Linked DNA regions of Homo sapiens: region 2 is linked to region 1. Evidence: chromatin contacts called from ENCODE Hi-C or POLR2A ChIA-PET data. All regions are on one chromosome and are shown on one strand. The core of a region is the stretch at or near the end of the contact, and the rest is flanking DNA. Distances in the headings are between cores, read along the strand shown.

Region 1 (4,185 bases), core at 494-2,993:
TGCAGTAATGAATTAACCAGTAGCTAGAAGGTTTCCATTAATAAACCAAAGTTATATTCTTTGTGTGACCTTGAAAACAACAACAAAAAAAGTCTCTTCTGGGGAGAAAATGTATCAAAGGAGTTTATTAAAAGCAATGGTAGTATCAGTCCTAAAGCAAACACTGGAACAAAATAAAAACACAAAAACCTTTTCTCGGATATGAAATCATCGATTATATTGGACTACAGCGTTTTCTTGAAATCTGCCTGAGGGATAAATTGGAGGGGGCCACCCCATTTGGCTGTGAACAGAATAGATGGTGTTACTGGAATAACTACTCAATTAAAATCAGCGACCCCTTGCTCACCTACGCTGGCTTTACCTGGGCCCACCTTGCCGACAGCAAAAGAACACAGGTGCAAAACAAAAAGACCACCGATTTTCTCTGATACCACACCACCACCTGACATCCAACACTCGTCTTCCCGTGATTTAGAGATCAAACACTGGTCCTTGTCAGCCCAGGGCAGCCATGAGTCACAAAACCACGTCCACGGGCGCACACGGCTTCCACGCTTTTTCATTTCAGTAAGAAGACACTTTTCTAAGAACACGGTGTTCTAAAAAAGAAAGAAAAAAACTGTCTGTAATTTGTCATGAATTTCAATTACCAAAAACTTTTGATTTTTTTTCCTCTTTGAAAAAAAAAAAAGATTGGCATACCTCCAGGTTTTAAGAATGTAGTTAATGCAGAGAATGACAGAAAGATAAAGATGTGTGTGTATGTGTGTGCGTGTTTGTGTGTGTAGGAAAAGCTCCGAACATACGCTGTTCATATAGGCCTAGCTGGGTTTTAAGCCCTGAATAAAGGTTCGTGGTGACATGGGTGAGAAAGAGCATTTTGTATTTATGTGGAACGGATTGTTCTGACAGGTTCCACAGCATTTCCCAGAGCCGACATGTCACAAATGTGACTTGTGGCATCCCAGGGCTGCACACACACACCAGGAAGCCGGTTTACACTCACCAACTCACGGCACATAAAGGGTTTTGGAGAGGAAATAAAGACTCATTTTGCAATTGGAAACTACAAGGTTTTTTTTTTTTTTTTCTCCTTTCAGATACACAGAATACTTACCAAACGGGAGCAGAACTTTTTTTTTTTTTTTTTTTTTGAAATGTGCAACTGTGTGAAACTTGTCTGGTTTCAGATTTACACAGAAATTTGGAACCATCTTGTTTTCATCCAAACAAATTCAAACTGAAGAACCTCTTAACTAAGCTGGGAGCATATTTGCACCAAGAAAACTGATGTTCCTAATTCATTAACCTACAAGCATTTGGTACCAGTGGAGCTTACTAAATGTGCACAGCCCAGTGACTTGCTTTTTTGTTCTGTTTTCTTGAGGGCTGACTCTTTACTTGCACTGTCCTAGGTAGGAAGTGGAAGATAAAAAAACAAAATCAGCATGCTATCAGCCTGTTATCTGTTCTTTGGTCTTAAGGAATGATTTCAGGTTTCTGAGGTGCTTGGTATACATAGGTGAAGCTGAATACATGTTTACCGTATAAGCAAATACGTAAAATTAGAACACTTTAAGTTGTAACATGAGACAGTATATAATTAAAATGCCAAACTGAGCGGTCCAGATCATTCCAGCAGGAGTTCAGAGGTCAGAGGAAGCCGCATAGTGAGAATAATCACTCCTTCTGGCACAGCACCAAACAATTTAAAATCAGTTTTGCATCACTGACTACCTCCATCCTCTGTACGGTCCTGCATGCTGGCAATGAGCAAAAAAGATACCATCCCTGTCCTCGTGAGGTTTCCAGTCCAGCCATTGGTGGGGCGGGAGATAATATACAGCATGCCACATGGGGATACACATTATGGGAAAAAATAAATCATTAAAGGAAATGTGGAGTCCTGTGGAGTCCCAGGGTGGCGTGATGTGTTAGTATGACGCACATGGAGGTTAAGAAAGCACTCGTACGGTAGGGGAGGTTTCTGTAAGGATAAAAAGCAGCAAGGGAAGAAGCCACCTGTCTCTCTAGGGGAAAAGAGATCCAAGTAGAGGGAAAAGCAAGTTCAAAGCCTGGGGCAGAGCCTGCTCGGTGTGTTCAGGAAGAGCAGGGGGGACATGTGTTTGGAGCAGAATGATCAAATCAGAGGGAGGCAGAGGTGGGGGAGATCACTCAGGAGCTCGAAGGTCATGGCAAGGACTTCGGCTTTTACACCCAGTGAGATGCAAACCAGCGGACGGCTTTGAGCACGAGAGTGACGTGATCTGAGGCTAAAGATGAAGCTCCCTCCTCAAGGCATTTGGGAAGGGTAAATGCCAAAACGCAGGCTCAACCACCAGTTTAAGAACTACATGTAAATGTGACCTGCATAGGTCGAATGGGAAGCTGTTTCAGAGACTCGAGGCTTTTTTTTTTTCTGTTTACAAAAAGAAGATAAAAAACTATGCAACAAAGATTAAAAAAAAAAAAAAAGACTGGCGTGTTCTCCAGTTTTTCATTACACTCACATGCAATACGTTCATGTATTTTCCGATCTATGATGATGATTTTTAAAAACTACATTAATGCAGTGGAGAGAAGAAAAAAGCAAGAGATCCTTAATGTGCCCACTGTGGACATCCCTTTATCTTCCTCCCAGTACTCCTGGAAATGGCAGCGTTGCTTCGAGGGCCTTGCAACAGGGCACATGTGGAATGAGAGGCTGGCAGTCTCCAGATCTCCAGAGCCCTTACTGCTCCCTGGAACCCAGTCCATCATCAACCTAAAACCAAGTTGGCCAACAGTCCCTGGCTCTGACTCATACCCTTCCATTGAACTGGACAGAACCTCGGTTTACTCATCTGTAAAATGGTAGTGTTAATGTACATTCTGCCTATCTCCAGATCAATGGGGCACCCAGAGGAAATAATTAATATGAAATTGCTTTGGCAGATAGAAATGTAACAGAATATTTATGTAATTATGTATAATTATATTATTAGTTTTTTTAAAACAGGCAGAAATAAGAAAACTACACATGAAAACTAAACAGCCTACATAATCTATGCTGATTATATGTGTACACACACATACATACATACACATATATATACTCACATATACACAAATAATTACAATGCAAATTTTAAAACATATATATACAAAAAAGTTTTAAAAAACTACTTATAGTTTCACCACCCAGAGAAACCAAAATTAACTTTTCATTATATTTTCTTCCAGTTTTTATCTGTTCAGAATATAAATGTAAATATTTGCATAACTATTTTTATATATTTATGTTATTACTAATATATATGTACCTACAATATGTCATGACTAGGCTATGGTATATAACATTAGCCACAGCTCTACGTCATACTATAACCATAGCCTGTAACATAGCATGCCACAGTTATGTCCTATTATAGGTACAGTGTATAATATAATGATAAATTATTTTATGTAGTTATAGAAATACATCTACATATATACAAAATGTAGATTTACATCATTCAATATATTATTGTAAAATTAATACCAATTTTTTTGTTTAAACAGGTAAATCACATATATTGTTTAAAAGAAAAGTCGGCAGTACAAAAGTGAAGTGCACCCTATCACTACCATTTTCCCTTCAAAAAGCAATAGCATTTCCCATTAATAAGTGGTAATACATTGAGCACACTGTTCTGTACATTTTTTTTTTTTGAGACGGAGTCGCTCTCTGTTGCCCAGGCTGGAGTGCAGTGGCATGATCTCGGCTCACTGCAACCTCTGCCTCCTGGGCTCAAGCGATTCTCCTGCCTCAGCCTCCCGAGTTTACAGACATGTGCCACCACACCCTGCTAATGTTTATATTTTTAGTAGAAACGGGGTTTCGCCATGTTGTCCAGGCTGGTCTCCAACTCCTGACCTCAGGTGATCCACCCGCCTCTTCCTCCCAAAGTACTGGGATTATAGGCGTGAGCCACCGTGCCTGGCCTGTACTTTTCTTTTTTTAATTAAAGATGCATCTTAGAGATCATTTCATGACAGCAGATATATACATCTGCTTCTTTCTTTTAGTGGCTGCATGGCATTGCATTGTAAGAATATTTGACATTTTATTTAATCTACAAATGTAAGTTAAATCATTTCCAATTAATCACTATCCTAACAAAGCCACAAAAATCACATTTTTGTGAATTTCTGTAAGTACCT
Region 2 (4,516 bases), core at 1,360-3,859, 210 kb before region 1:
AATTGTCAATGTGTTGCTATTTACAGAGAAAATACATTCATATTTGTTTTTCATTCATGAAGTAAGTTGGATGACTGTGATGCTCCCTGTGTACAGACTATGCAATCAAAGTTCACACAGAACTAGTAACTTGCCTGAGGTCACACAGCTAGTAAATGGAAAGCTATGACCTGAACTTTTTTCTTATAAATCTAAGATTTGTGTTTTGTCTTTAAAAGCAGTAGTGCTTTTATCATCATGCACTCAACTATTAACAAGTGTTCCAAATTTTAAGCATTCTTGCAACTGACAGGTTTAGAATGAAACTCCAAAACAATGAAAGAAAATAAAGCAATCTTTTACATAATAGATATAACAGATAAAATAATGTATTAATGAACAACTCATGAATTTATTTTGCTTTTATTTTCAAAGGAAGGGGTCAAAGCTCTTTTATTCTGGAACAATTATTGTATTTCTGTCTTTCTGCCTATGCCTTCCATGTATTTATCAGGGCAGTGGGGAAATACAGGCATACTCTCCTAAATCATGTGTCTTCTGGCTTAAAAAGTGAGTATCTTCTTTTCAAGATGACACTTCAACTGAATATGGATATGAAGTTGCTGGCAGAGTTATCTACCCACATTAATTGTCTTCTTCAGAGTAATTATTGTCCACTTACTACATTAAGGGTAAATTTATCATTTTCTCCCATTGTTGATCAAATTTTGGATTTCATTCTGAAGAAAGACTTCACAACTGTGCTAAGAATACTTCACCAAGAATGCATGATGGATCTCATTAGTTCTCATGCTTTGATTTTCTTGAACTTCCATGGGAGTCCCTGATTGGGGTCCAAAGAGGACTCATGATAGCTTTCTAATCTGGGTGGAAAATAGGATTGGGGTAACAAGAAAGAAGAAAGATGATGAAGTCTCTGGGGCAAGCTTTACATGGAATCAGGATTTTAAGTCAATGTAACCCTAAAATATTTTTTTCAGTTTATTTATCCTCTTATTTTTCAAGATTGGGAAGCAATTTCAAGGACAAGGGACTTGCCCAAAATGATGAGGCTGGTCAGTGGCAGCTGGGGTTGTCCATTTATTCATGCATTTGCTTGAACTCAGAGGTCCCCAGATGACACTCCCTCACTGGGTGTCATGCTGTCTTCCAATGGGCCACTGTCATGTCCTTTAAAATGCTGGTACCTTGTCATTCCTTCTTCATAGAATGACCTTTCTTTTGTTTTTTTTGTTTTTTTTTTTTTTTTTTTACATGCTTTATTCTCTTTGGTCATTGCTAAAATGTCACCTCTACAGAGACATCTTCACTGACCATATTTTCTGTAGTAGATCTTCTCCTCACTTTCTCTCCCTGTGTTACATTTCTCTACATCACCTTTCAACTTGTCTGTTACTTGTTGCTTTAAACTTGTTTGTTACTCATTGTCTCCATCTCATATTGGCATGTAAGCTCCACTGCAGGCAGGATCTTTATATAAAGCAGGGATTCAATTAATATTTGACCAATGAAGGTTGGAGGTTTGGATGGGTGGATAGATGGCTTCATGTTGTGGAGTCACAAGAATTGCAAGAGCCAATTCGACTTATGAAAGGCCCTTAAAAATACAGTCTTTTATTTAGTTTTGTTTGATTTACTTTTGTTTCCCCATAAAAATTCTGCAAATCAGAAACTTAAAAAAAATTATCTGTGTCTAGGAGGGTAGCTTGAGGTCTCCAGCCATGTATCTTGCCAAGTGTCTCCAAGATGCTGCCCCTTCCAGGCCTTGAGGATTTGCTCTGGCCTCTGTGTATGGGCAGGGGAATATGACTTCGCTCGTAATAGCAAGGGCTAGTGAATGTGATCTGGAGCCAGGAATAAAATTCGTAGTAAGACTCTGGAACAAGAATAGTGAGCATGAGGTGAGAGGAATGCTCCTCAAAAAGCCTGTGGTGTGGCAGGTTTTGCAGAAAGAGAGAATGAAAGACAACAGGGGATGGCTAGCCAATGAGATGGCACAGGCTTCATCTCTTCTCTGTTTTGGCTAAAATCCTCATATCTATATACTGACATGTAAATCACCATAAAATGTTGGAGAGTCTTCTTTTGTGGCAAAATAATTGCAGCAGATATCAGAAGACCTATATTCTGATCCCACGTCTGCCTTGAGAAGTCATGCCTACTTTCTGTGCCTCAATTTCCTTATCTGTAAAATGGCCTTATTTCTAAAATCCTTGCCCCATCTGAGTCAGAAGGTTGGGGAGCTGATGAGCTAATTTTCTAATTACTTTGCTTAGTTGTGAAGTCGTACACAAATGAGCAGTCTCACTTATCCATCATAAAATCTTACTAAATGGTGTCTTGCTTTGTTTGGTTCAGAAAGAAATGTTTATCCTGATCGTGCATTCTGAGAGTTCACAGGAATTTTAAATCTAATTTGATTTGTCTGATTTTGACTTTCCCTCGACTTCCTATTTCAAAAGTGAAACTAAAGGAGGATCTATTTCTCTTTGGTTTCAGGTTCTAACAGTGGGGCTTTTTTTTTTTTTTTTTTTTTTTTTTTTTTTTTTTTTTTGCATTCTGATTGCAAGCACTGCCTAACAAAGCCATATTTAAACGCAGGGAAATGTCACTTACATGTTACAAAGCTCACAGAAGCAAGTCTGTCTCTGCTGAATCTTTGAAGATGCTGCTTAATAAAACCGAGAGATCTTTCTGTCCAACAAAACCTCTGTGCATATTTTTGATGAAAGGGGTAAAAAGGGAAAAAAGAGCAAGGTGATCACAACAATGGTTTTTCATTACAGTTAGATACCTCCAAGGTTTAGCGTGGCAAAGCCTATCAGAAAAGATTGGGTATTAATTATGAAGGTACACTTCAATTTATCAGCAAAGGATATCAAACAGGCCAAACGCCACAGTCTCTCATATAATTTATCTCTTCCTTGTAGGGAGGCAGATAGCAACGATTTGCAAATTGCCTCCTCTGCAAAAAGAAGGGAGAAAAACATACACACACAACACACAATTAAAAGCAGATAAGCATCAGGCAATGTGTCACATTTTCAGCAGAAAGCCAAAAGTGGAGGTCTTAATCTCTGGGGTTGGTTTGCTGCAAATGCACTCCCTGATACTTCCCTTGACGTGACTATTTAACTCCTATTAAAATTAATAGGGGTCAGGCCTGATCATCAAGGGAGAAAGGGCCTCCTGGCGCAGATAGGCTTCAAGTAATAAGGATTTGGTGATTACTATATTATTTGTCCGTTCATTTTCAGATTATCTTGTAAGTGTGTGCTCCTTGTGCTCTTTGGTCCAATTATGAAGAATAACATGTCGCATAGAATCTATTTTTATTAAAGCAAACTTCTTTTCTTAAGAAGCATATAATTTGAGAGGGCATATTGGCAGGATCCTAATGCAGAGAGCTCAAAACTTTTTCCCCCAAATAAATACTGTCACTTTTTCTAAACTAGGTGTACTTTTATGAATCAACTGGGACCTCTGACCCAAAGATTGGGACAGCATCAATCCATAGAGAAATCCCACTCAAACATGACTTGGGTAATAGGAGAGTGTAATTTTTCTGAAAAAAAAAAAAAAAAAAGTGATCTGAACTTAGAGTCAAATGATAAGCAAAAATCTAAAATATCAGTGCTTAACAAAATTATCTGGACTCAGTTTACTCTTCTGTTAAATGGGGAGAATAAAAACACAGGCCTCAAGATCATTACAAAGACCATGAAGAGTGATGTGAGCTTGTACAAGGTGCACCAGTCACCTAACACCAGACTCTCATCTCTGCACTGAGGTGATTCAGGAAGAACAAAAGAGTCAACATCTATTTGCAATTTTTCTAAGTACTGCAGACTCCGAATCTTGCCAATTAAAGAAATTAGAACAACAACAATAATAAACATAGTAACATCAGCAGCATAATTTTATACAAGAAAGGACATTTTAAAGGCACAGGGACAAAAGCATTTCTTTGAAACAAAGAAAGTTATTGTCATGAAAATCATGCTGCATCTCTTATTTTTCTCATTTCACTGCAGACTGGTGAAAACAACCTCTCAAACCACCTCTGTTCTACAGGTAGGCATTTAGAAGCCTCTGAAATGGACCATCAGGACAGCCACAGATAAGTTCAGTAGCTCACAGAGAAAGTGATGATTAAGCAAGAAGAAGGCAGTTGAGCTTTTTCTTACTTTCTCATCTGCAGATCAAAATGCCATAATATACATACACCTAAACAAGGGTACTTCTGTCTCAATTTTTTGTCAACCTTTACTCTCCTTTTCCACACATGTCATTGGATCAAGCTTGCTACTTTTACTGCTTGAATCATCCTTCATAAATTTTGGTTTGATTAAAGCTTTTTGGTTTCAAAGTCTATTTTGTCAGATATTGATATTGTATTCCAGCTTTCTTTTGGATTGTACTTTTACAGTCTTTTTCAAAAAACTTTTTATCCTAAACATTTCTGTGTCATTTGTATGTGTCCCCCTTATAAATAGATTACAGATGAGAATTGTTT

The links. A loop is a pair of places that touch in the nucleus more often than their neighbours do. ChIA-PET counts read pairs that join two places held with the same protein, here RNA polymerase II (POLR2A). Pooled maps may share reads with other maps.
Region 2: a pooled map shows a loop between it and region 1 (9-fold over the local background). The contact joins two enhancer-like sites. A Hi-C loop is called at or near these places in 9 of 50 pooled maps. POLR2A ChIA-PET finds 5 or more read pairs at or near these places in 3 of 52 experiments (WTC11, activated CD4-positive, alpha-beta T cell and naive thymus-derived CD8-positive, alpha-beta T cell).

Annotation. Positions count from the first base shown.
Region 1 is chr14:97,405,934-97,410,118 of GRCh38, reverse strand. No RefSeq gene overlaps it. Among named protein-coding and RNA genes, the nearest start is that of LINC02325, 51 kb to the left of the region's middle. Within about 2 kb of position 1,743, at least 2 of the 41 ENCODE cell types and tissues checked have a DNase peak (open chromatin) inside an H3K27ac peak, as active enhancers do.
Region 2 is chr14:97,618,749-97,623,264 of GRCh38, reverse strand. No RefSeq gene overlaps it. Among named protein-coding and RNA genes, the nearest start is that of LINC02291, 66 kb to the left of the region's middle. Within about 2 kb of position 2,609, at least 3 of the 41 ENCODE cell types and tissues checked have a DNase peak (open chromatin) inside an H3K27ac peak, as active enhancers do.